2 separate regions of the Homo sapiens genome follow, and region 1 is linked to region 2. The links are chromatin contacts, found by Hi-C in ENCODE. All regions are on one chromosome and are shown on one strand. The core of a region is the stretch at or near the end of the contact, and the rest is flanking DNA. Distances in the headings are between cores, read along the strand shown. Region 1 overlaps LOC107984618 (a long non-coding RNA gene). Region 2 overlaps ARHGEF7 (Rho guanine nucleotide exchange factor 7).

Region 1 (5,669 bases), core at 1,160-3,659, 240 kb after region 2:
TTTGTGTCATTGATTTACTCCTTTGTTTTTCTGGAATACATTCTTGTTTTTGTTCTATTAAAACAGTACATCCTAAGTCAAGTTTCTTTGTATTTGTATGCTTGGAAGTATATCTTTAAGCCTTTACTTAAAGCCTTTACAGCAACTGAGATAAGAAAGTGGCACCAGCAGGAAATTGTAGAAATTCTGTTAATTTTTCCTGAAAGTTTTTAGGACCTTTTCTTTATCTTTGATATTCTGAGATTTCTTTCTCATTCTGCTGGCACTTGTTGGCAGAATATTCTGTGGTTATGAGATGTTTTCTTGTATTATATCTTGGATTATTTTCTCCCCATTTTGTCTAGTCTTTCTTTCTGGGTCTATTTGGAGGATGCAGCTTGGAGGAATCCTTCCTGCTCTCTCCTCACTCTTGGACCACCAAGGTGGCACCCTGGAGAAGAGATGATCAGAGTACTTGGCTTACTCCTGTTGCTTCATGTGTTGGGGGATGTGTTCTCTTCCTTGGTCTACTTTTCTGTTTCTTCTCTGTTCTTATCACCAGAGTGGCAAAATCTTAAAAATCTAGAAATCTAGGTTTTCAATTAGGGGCAATTGCTAGAATTGCCCAGGGGATTCCTAGCAATATCTAGAGACAGTTTTGATTGTCACACTGTGTGTATGTGTCAGGGCTTGGGGGGTGTGTTATTGACGTATAGCCAGTGATGCTGCTAAGATACACAAAACCAACCAAGAACTCTCTGGTCCTGAATGTTGACGGTGCTGAGGTTGAGCAACCTGCTCTAGAGGACTGAGATATGATAAAATCCTGGAAGATGCAGACTAAGAAGGCTGCTGCCTGATTTTAGTCTCTAAACCACAGAAGCAAAAGAAAATGTGTGCCTCCCATGTAGCCAGCCTGATTTACTGGGGTCAGAGACCTGAAGAGGAACCACTTCCAGGGGTAACTCTTGCATCTCCCTTTCCAGAAAACTGCCTGAGCTGGAGAAGTTAGGTAACAATATAGGCATCCTGAATTCCAGAAGTCTCTTTCAATCTTTAGTTTGGGACAATTGATAAGTGCAATAAATGTTTACATCTCACCTCTGTGCTCAACTTGCGGATACAGCAGTCATTGGAAAGGATGTGGTTTTTGCCTGCAGAGTGTGGAGTTGAGTGGGGAAGAGAGGTAATAATACAGATAAGAATCACTGCATTGTGCGTGACCATGGGAGGTTATAGAGGCTTATGAGGGCCTGTGGCAAGGAGACTGAAAGTCGTCCAGGGGCACGGGGAGGAGGACGCCTCACTGAAGGAGTGGTGTTTAAGGGGAATCTGGAGAATAGCTCAGCAGAAGGGCAGTGTCCAGGCAGAGGGAAAAGCATGTGCAGAGGCTCAAAGACAAGGGAAGGCATCAGCACGAAGACGAATGGAGGAATTGCAGCGTGGCTGGGGCATTGATGTGAGAAGAAGGGGTGTGTCAAGGGCCAAGGCTGGAAGGATGGTGCCCTAGACAGCAGAGGGCTGGTGAGATCGATGGACATGGCAGATAATTCAGTGTCTGCTGGGCGTGGTCACAGCATCCAGGTATCTGGTCACACACCAGCCTAGGTGTGGCTGAGATGGTATTTTTTAGATGAGATTAACATTTAAATCTATTGACTTAGAGTAAAGGGGATTGCCTTCCATAATGTGGGCCTCATCTAGTCAGGTGAAGATAGGTCTCCCAGAGGACAGCAGACACTGCCACCAGCATCCTGGGATCACACATCTGTCTTGACTGCTCAGGGTTTTGTGTGATGTGGGCAGGAAGCCTGACTTTCAGGGAACGGGTGGGATGTGGTGTCTTGATGTCCAGGGGACCGAAGTGTGGCCGCATGGTCTCTTTGGCTCAGAGCAGAACTGACAACCCCATTTGCCTGATGGGGAAACTGAGGCCCAGAGGGAATGATGTGGTGTGCAACAGGTCCCATGGAGACCAGGAGCCCTGATGCCCCAGCTCACACTCTTGGCCACATGTGGCTCGACCTCCCCATGTGGGATTCTGCCACAGCCAGAGGGGAGAGAAGGAGAAGCAGCTCGATTTACAGAGAGGGCGTGGCTGGGGGCCAGGTGGGTGCCAGCCCCACAGCCTGACCTTGTCTCTGCTGTTTGAGATTATGGGGAAGTCTCTGATCGTTGTTCATATCTGATCCTATTCCAGTTTATATCTCTGAAACCAAACCTTGTATCGCCTCGTGAGAAATTCTAACTGTGGAAGGATTGACACCAGCCTCCAAATTAATGATGGCAACAGGGCCATGATGAGGCTTTCCAGGTGGGTGTGGTCACCCGGAACGCCTGGCACTACCACAGCCTCTCGCACTTGGGTGGTGCTCTGCTGGCTGGGGCTGGAGTGACCTGTGGCTGTTCCAATGGCTTGAAGAGGCCTCCTTCCCACTCCCTCCCTTCCCCTGCGCAGCCTCAGAAGGCACCTGAGGTCCACCCACCAGGCGCTACCTGCTCCTCCAGGCCTTAGGCACAGGAGGAGTAGTGCACGGGAGACTCCCCGGCCCTCCTGGCCCTGTGACGTGTTCTGCAGTTGCCAGCGCAGAATGCATTACAAGGGCTGCATTGTCTCTGGGTTGTGGCATGATGGTTGTTTCCACTGTACTCTCCCCAGTTGAGTAGTAAGTTCTCTGAGAACAATGAAGTAAGGCCTTTATACTTTTTAAAAAATCCTTCTAATGCTTAGCATGGTATCTTGGGTTTAACTGTCACTTAAGAAACTCTGAGTGATGGTGATTCATGAGGCTGACCCACAGGTGGCAGGGACTGGTGTGAGGGGTGTCTTTTGTCCTCCACCCAGGTGGTTACTCTTTGATAATTATTGGGTGTGCTCCTGTCCATCAGGAAGAGTCCCTTGTTCTTGGAACATCTGGTCCCTCCCTTGCTCATCAGACATGAGTGGCTCCTGTTGCCCTGGCATGGCTTCCTACATTCCTGCCACAGGGCAAGTGCAGGTGTGCCCCCCTCGGTATGCTGACACCAGCCTCAGTGCTGTCAGCCTCCTCCTTCCTCCCAGCTCAGGGTGTTCCAGGTTCCTCCTACGTGTATCCTTGGCCCCCTCCCCGCACTGACAGGAAGGCCCTCCCCTCTCTATTCCACAGCAACTTTCACTCTTCTCCCATCTCCCAACTTTAACTGTCCCAACTTTCACGCTGCTCCCAGCGAAGCACGCACATCCCATGTCACAGCATATGTCTCTCCTATTACTGAAATGATCATGCTTTCTTGATCTCCCAGCTAATTAATTCCATGAGTCCAGGGACATCCTTCTCATCTTGTCTGTTCCATATTCCTGCACATAGCAGATGTTCCTGGCCAGTTGGGTTTGATGGGCTATTGTGAGATGTGACTTCTCGGGACTCCACCCTGGCTACAGCTAGTGCAAATGCTGAACGTTGTCATAGGCCAAGGACACTGGAAGGCATTCTTGCTCTGTGGCCCAGTTTGAGGCTTGCATTTGGTGTCTGGCCCTTTAAGAAGGAAATAGTTGGGAATCTTTGGTGGATCCTGGCCGGACAAAAACCTGGATATTTATGGAATATTTGCATCATTCTGGACAATTTATTATAGACATATATCTGTTCTATCGTCTGTCAAATGAGAAAATGACATTAACATGTGAGTGGGAGAGGCCTCAGAAGAGATGGATTTAATAATGAATGAACTCAACCATGCAGAAACATCTCAGTTCAGGGTGGCTAAAAAGGAAAATTTGTCTTTGTGCCTCAAGCCTTCACTGTCTGTACAGAATTTCTCCATTCCTGAAACATTTTATTCTTGTAACTTTTCTACAAAGAAAAAACTGTGTTTCAAAATCTCCAATTAAGTTCTTTCTCTCTCTCTCTCTCTCTCTCTCACACACACACACATGCACACACACACACACCACACAGTAACTGATAGCAAATGCTCAAAAATGGCCCCTTTGTAATTTTTATGATTACTCGGAAGTGAGATATGGAGATGGCAAGAGAGACCCTGTTGTGTGGCTGTACTGGACACCGTTGCCAAGTGTTTACTCAGAATTGGCTGGAGGTGAACAGTTGAGTGTGGGAGACTCTTTGTGAAGGTGTGACTATCGTCACAAACCTACTCAGCCTTTTTATTCTGTGTTAATCTGTGAATTGGATTTGAAAGAGATGGGATGGCTCTCCATGGCCCAGAAGAACTAATTTAATTTCTCTGTGTGTCTACTTAACAGGCATGGGTAATATCCCGGTCATTTGTCTAGAAAAGACAGAAGCCAGCAAGCTCCTTTTGTACATTCCACCTGCATCCCAGACGCTAACTAACCCGTATGCAAACAGAAAGAACCCTTCCTATTGTTGCATGAGAAACAACAAAGGTCTCCGTCAGCAGCCAGCCAGCAATAGACCCAGAAGTCACTTGGATTCTGTGTTTTCTGGCACAAAACCCAACGCCACACACTCGGGCTTTGTTCTCTGTGCTTCATTTCCAGAATGTTTTATGTCTCAGCAACAATCGGGCATTCAGCAGTCCATTAGCCATGTTGCCAATCTGTTACTCCATCTTTGATTTTTTTTAATGTGCAGTAGTTTTCCAAAGATCAATATCTGACATTAGTTGCCTTGTGCAGTGGCCAAAAAATGATAGGGCTCTGACCTTGAAGAATTTGGGACTGGTTTTTCCTGGGGACATGTCTTAGGACAACATCGAGAGAAGCAATCTTTCATCTCCGACCCTCCTCCGATGCGCCCTCCTCCAAATGGCACTGCCCGGGTTTCACTGATTCAGTGAGTGAATCTTTCCTGAGCAGCCGTGTACCAGGCACTGCACTAGGTTTGGGAACTTAAGGCTCTGCAAGGGAGCAACAGAATGAGGTGATAGGTAAAGCAAGTGCCGTCCACGCGTGGCACCACAGCTGCCTACTTCCTCCCGTTTTGTCCACTTCGCTTTTTGGGACACTGTTACGAGTTCCGTGATCTAATAACTGCTGCCACTGCCCTCTCTCTCAGCATGAAGACTGTGGTCAGATTTCACAGGTCATGTCTCACTATTCCATACGTGACTGCTGGAGATGCCTCATCAGAGGCTGGACAACCTACTGCCAAGTGTCCTATAAAGAGGATAGAATCTTGCTTTTGATGGGAGGTTGCATAAGCTGGCTTCTAAGGTCTAATGCTGATACTGTGCGATTATTTTTTCAAACCACGTCGGGATAGAAAAACAGATATGTCAAGTGCTTAGCATCGTTCCTAGAGGATACCAAATGCTCCCTAAAGTGGTATTGTTATAATTATTGCACACAAAATATTTCAGTGATTTCTCTCTTCCCTTTCATTGTCCCAGAGCCTGTTCTCTGATTTCCAACCTCCTACTTATAAATTCCAAAAGAAAAGGGATCTTCTCTTAGCTGGCATCTCCCACAGTGTGTTAGATAAAATTGGCAGTCAAATATTGATTGAACATAGGCCTTGTACACCACACAGAACTAGCAGATAATTTTTAGGGAAGTGTGTTGTGCCATACACCATAGGGAGCTGGGAGGCCGAGGAAGAAAGCACTGCGCCTGGGAACACATGCAAGCTTGCGTTCACGGATCCACACGCTGTGCCAGACTCCTTCTAAGGCCTTTCATTAAAGCCATTTCTATGTCAGGACAAGCAGGTAGGAGGAGGGTACAG
Region 2 (5,373 bases), core at 1,601-4,100:
TTGGTATCATTGGCTATGTGTTGGATGTAAAATAGATAGCTTTGTTCTTTACAAAGACAAATTTGGAAGTTACCACATAAACTTGGTACTTTTAAGCTTTTAAACTATAGGAATGACCCCTCCTAGATGGAAGGAATGCTTTGCTTTTCTGTTTGCCCTTTGTTTTTGTTTTTGAAGTCAGTGGGAAGGCAATACCCGTACGTTTTCTTTTTGAGACAGAGTTTCGTTCTTGTTGCCCAGGCTGGAGTGCAATGGCATGATCTTGGCTCACCGCAACCTCCGCCTCCTGGATTCAAGCGATTCTCCTGCCTCGGCCTCCCGAGTAGCTGGGATTACAGACACGTGGCACCACACCCGGCTAATTTTGTATTTTTAGTAGAGGCGGGGTTTCTCCATGTTGGTCAGGCTGGTCTGGAACTCCCAGCCTCAGGTGATCCACCAGCCTCTGCCTCCCTAAGTGTTAGGATTACAGGCATGAGCCACTGCGCCTGGCCTCGTTTCTTTCTAGATTTCAGCTTTCCTTGATTGGCAAACAGTAAGACAACTGCAGCAGCCACAGTTACTGTGGACATTCTTGGGAAAATTGTCATTGTCTTTCTGCTTCTGTCTCTTAAAATCATATGTGTTCTCAAGGCATTTAGTTGACTGTAACTGGCCTTTTAATTGGATAGAAGAAAGCTTGGTGATGGGGAAGTACAGAATGTCTTCAGGATGGCCCTCCTTGTATGAGAATTTCCTGGAAGGCTGTGGCCAGCAGAGCACTGCAGACCATGGCCGGGAGCCCTGTAGAATTTGCTGGAAATGCCCTTTTAGCTGGTTTTGTGCTGCGGGTTGCCTGAGACCCCTGTGTTCTCAAGCAGAATGTGCTCTATAGAGATTACTCGTAACCTGCCCTCAGCAGGTCCTGGGAAGTGTAGGGTGAGGGGGTGACCTGAGAAGAATTTAAGATCGTTGGAGTAGCAAGCCCCCATCTGTGGGGTCAGGCAGGTGGCGTGAAGGGAGGAGCTGGATGGAAGGGCATGGGTGCTGGGTCCTCTCAGGACAGCCCCTGCCCAGCTCTGAGCCAGCTTTACCTGATGGGATATAGACCTGGTGTGGCCACATCCTAAATGTGTCAAGAGCAGTGGGGAATCTGGGTTTTTGGTGATACCTTCAGACTTTTCGATGTTGACCGTTTAATTCAGAATTTTATAAGATACGTGCAAGCCAATCCAAACACCTGGGAGGAAGCTGGGACCTGGAGACTTAGGGTTGCTTTCATGGAAGCCTCCCTGGAGTTTAGGACATGGCCGGGCACGTGCCTCTCAGAACAGCGATTTTCCCAGCAAAGTTTTTCACAGCCTCATTCTCTCTTTTTTTTAATTGAGTCACTTTTAAGAATAAATTGCTATTATTTATTTGTTGGATGGCCTGTGTGGAGTGTCTTATGAAGGGAGATCCAGAGAACAGAACTAAGCCTCTTACTGTCTGTTTACTTTGATTCTGTCAGCAACTTCATGAGGTGAGTAGAGCCTGTGCTGCCTTAGTGTTGGGGAAATAATCCTCACAAGGTTCTCTCTGGCTGAAAAATACACTGGATTTTCTCTTTTAAATAAGAGTCTTTTCCTTCTGTTGCTTATTGCATGACACATCGTCCTGGAAAAGTGGGCATGTGGTGGTGATGCTTTGGAGAATCAGTACTTGGTTGTTCTCCGCTCCATAATCAAATTTGAGAGGCTTTTTTTTCCAGGTGAAGGGAAAATCTTTAAAAGTTATAATACATTTCACAAACTTTTGAAAATTATATTAGAGAAGAACTGATTAATAGTTATCTCCAGATAATTTCTGGAAAGGTAGTTGGGGAATGAATGCAAGTCATTTATGTAGCAAATAATTTGTTCTTTGTTTTCTGCATAAATGGGCTGCTTTGTTGTGGTCTTTTGGTGTGTCCCTCTGTGCTGCCCTAGTTTTAAAGTCTAGTGTGTAGTGTGGGTGCGTGGTATCAGGCGCTCTCAGCTCTCTTTTTCTGTGTGCATGCTCTTTGCAGACATCGGGCTGGGGAGTGACTCCGTGTGTGCCCGGCCCTCGTCTCACCGCATAAAGTCTTTTGACTCCCTTGGATCACAGTCTTTGCACACTCGGACTTCAAAACTGTTCCAGGGCCAGTATCGGAGTTTGGTAAGTTTGAGAGATTTTGTTACTTAAATATGTTTGGGAAGGATATGAGTGTGTATGGATATATCTGAGAAGATACGTATGCCTCCATTAATGGTGTTAAACAGGGCAAAGGTAGCTGGACTTCGCCTCCGTTGTGCCTGTAATCTGGTTTGGCATTTGCTCATTACCAGATGATCCAGATATTATGCTTAATGATTGCTTTTGAGAAACTCATTTGTTTTTAGGTTGTATTGCAAGACTCATGACTCGATATCTGGAGTGATGCTGCTTTAAAAAAACACACCCCTTGTCATTTGCATGGCATTATCAGCTATGCACATGTACAGAAATATTGAGAATAAGAAATATGTATGGAAAAGTACTCAGCTCCGTAAAGAAGAGATGGTTAAAACTAAAGAATCTGGCCTTTCTTCTCTTCATGAAAGCATGGCTTAGTGTGCTTTACTAAGTCAGGATTTAGTTTACAGGGGAGGGAATCCCTTAGAATGACTGATTGGGACGCAGAGAAAGAAACTTAGATGATCGAACAGTTGTCGTGGAGAGTGAAAAAATACTCGTTTAAAAATGCTCAGGATACAGGCTGTGAGTAAAGCCCATGGAATGTAATAGTGAAGTTGAAAATGAGAAACTCAAGCAGGGTTAAACAGGGCTGCCTGTAGAGTGTTGGGGCAGAGCCAGGGCTGCCACTCTGCAGTCCTGCACCCTTCTCTGAGCTGCAGCTGGCGGGCAGTGACTTCGATTGGCTGCTGGGGATACCACTGCTTTCTCGCGACAGTACATACTTTGTTAGAAACATAGTGATCTTGTAACGTGAGTCTAGAGAGAACCCTATTCTAGAGTCATGAAGGGTCCATGGATTTTCCTCTGCCTTAACATGGGGGAGTATTGCTAAGTAAGCTGATGGTGGTCCTCAAGAAATAAAAGTTAATTTAGATAGAGTCGTGATTTGTAGAGGGAAATAAATTACAGTGGTTTATGAAGCATGTGTGAAAAATGGAAAGATATGCGAGGAATGTGATTTTTATGTTTCTGAACTTTTTGAACTCAAGCTCGCTATCATTGCTGTGTCTCCTCTTAGAGGATCCCCGAGGGGTCTGACTGCTTCAGGCGTGGTGGGCGGTGGGCTGCATGGCCTGAGTGCTGCAGTCCTCACAGCAGCCCCGAGAGGCCTGGCTGTTGCTGTTTCCTGCTTTGCAGGAGCCTGTTCTGGAAGAATTCTGTGGACTACCATTGGGAGCATTAGGATTCCAAGTTAAAGAGGACTAAACAAACCACTTTAAACACACTTGAAATGAGCTCTGTAAAACACATGAGGAAAACATAAGAGAAATCAGCTCGCCTTGGGTAAAGCTGTGATTTGCTGTCTCACCCGTTCACTGGTGGCAATTTTCATCTGATTTTTTTTTCTTTTTGAGTAGAGGACTAGATTACAAATGTATAATTTTAAGTAAAATAAAGTTAAATGTAATGTTTGTTGGTAATGTTACTGAGATCATAGTAAGTATTGGATTAATTTTTCATTAGCTGCTGAAATTTCGTTATACTAGAAATAGACTTGCGCTCTCTGACCTGTGTGAAGTCTTTTTGGGCTGATGTTTTGATTGGGTGCTAGAGAGCTGCTTTCTCTTTGATGGAATGTGCAAGACCTCTCTCAGCCATGCTAGGTAAGAATGAATGTTTCTTTACCCTTAGGTTTTTCTGTGTAGTTTATCGATAGCACTTTGTAGTAGTTTTCTTGGATTAAAAATTAAGAACTTATCTTGAAACAAGAATGGCCTAACATTCCTTTGAAGCTGGGCAGTGGATGCATGGAGGGCCACCTGTCACTCTCTCCTTTTGTGTGCATTTGAACATTTCCATGATAAAAAGTTAAGCTAAAAGGCAACTTGCAGTTTCTTGAATGTCAGTTTTGAGATCATATTAAACCTAAGCTTTGAGATTGCGTAAGACGCTTCCATCCCCCAGGCGAGGATCTGTGTTCTGAGGGGCTGGTGTTGTTTATGCCCCTTTGCTCTTGTGTTGCTCCTTCATTACCTGCCTCCCTTTCAGTGTAAGAATGTGTCCTCCAGCCACCACTGCAGTTGCTGGTTGTTTTTATAAGCTTGTTTTTCATCTGTGAAACCGTCAGCCCCCTGCCTCGGGACAGATTTCCTGTCTTGGGATATAGGCAGGCTTGAACAGTTTGATGTTGCGTTTACTGCTTTGCACTGCAGTGGAGGTTTTCACTTGTCTGCGGTGCCCCTCCACCATTCCAAGGAAAGAACAGTCAGGGGAGAGTTCTTACCCACTTCCAGAGGCTGAACTAAATCGAGCTCTTTATCCAGTTCGGCTCTGTGATGGGCCTCGGTGGTGAAGAATGTGGTAGGCGCCAGTTGTAGATTTAGGTATGGTTTTTCTCATAGATAAGGCATGAGTTCATACTTCACTCTTTGTTCGACACCGCTGGAATTCCTGGTGACTGCTGTGCTTTTAGTCTTCAACTGCTGGCTGCTGATTGGTACAGCCTTGAGTGCTGAATGCTGTTCTCAGAGTTTGGGGATGGCGTTTGTGAGGTGATTGTCCCCATCATCCTTCATTTCTGGGAGAGGTGACTTGATTTCTTAAAGTGCTGCTTCTGCTTCTGGAAACCAGGGACCTGTACGTCTGGCACAGTCCTGATGCTGGCAGCTAACCTTGGCTTTGGACCAGTCACCGAGTGTATTTCCAAGACATGCAAGAAATTATATCCAAATGTATTGTACACATTGTTAAATATTTTCATATACCATATTTTGTCAATTCAAAGACTTCTCTTTTTAAGTCATTTTAACACATCTGGAAGTACGTGTATCTTACAGTTGATGGTATGCCATAATGTAATTGACAGTATTTGGTGGAATATAAAGGCATTGTCTAATTTTTGGCATCTTATATTGGTTGACATGAGGAAACTGAAGCTTAGAGAAGATATTTACCCAAGATCACAGCACTCAGAAATAGTAAAGTTGGAGTAAAAATTGTGTCTCCGTCCTTTGGCAAGCATTTCTCCTTCTGTAAAGGAAATTATAGGTGCTCTTAGAGAGCGGAGGAGAGGGTATTGTTGGTGTGAAGCAGCACTCCAGAGTGTCCTGGTTTTGGATTGTTAGGGTAATTTCAGAACATGGGATACAATAAAGTAATCAGGTGATTAATATCCAAGATACTGATGGGTGGTGCTTTGGCTCCAGGCATCAGAAA

The links. Hi-C counts contacts between places; a loop is a spot of excess contacts on that map. Pooled maps may share reads with other maps.
Region 1: a loop to region 2 is called in a map of posterior cingulate gyrus, with 4 times the contacts of the local background. The contact joins two enhancer-like sites. A Hi-C loop is called at or near these places in 2 of 168 maps with a recorded cell type or tissue (dorsolateral prefrontal cortex and posterior cingulate gyrus) and 9 of 50 pooled maps.

The regions. Positions count from the first base shown.
Region 1 is chr13:111,446,727-111,452,395 of GRCh38, forward strand. LOC107984618 (a long non-coding RNA gene) reads left to right here. Exons shown (of 3, transcript XR_001750032.2): 3 at 4,226-5,669. Among named protein-coding and RNA genes, the nearest start is that of TEX29, 130 kb to the left of the region's middle. Within about 2 kb of position 2,410, at least 2 of the 41 ENCODE cell types and tissues checked have a DNase peak (open chromatin) inside an H3K27ac peak, as active enhancers do.
Region 2 is chr13:111,207,846-111,213,218 of GRCh38, forward strand. ARHGEF7 (Rho guanine nucleotide exchange factor 7) reads left to right here. Exons shown (of 22, transcript NM_001354046.2): 4 at 2,027-2,157. Among named protein-coding and RNA genes, the nearest start is that of ARHGEF7-AS1, 62 kb to the left of the region's middle. RefSeq lists an enhancer at 3,843-4,370. Within about 2 kb of position 2,851, at least 9 of the 41 ENCODE cell types and tissues checked have a DNase peak (open chromatin) inside an H3K27ac peak, as active enhancers do.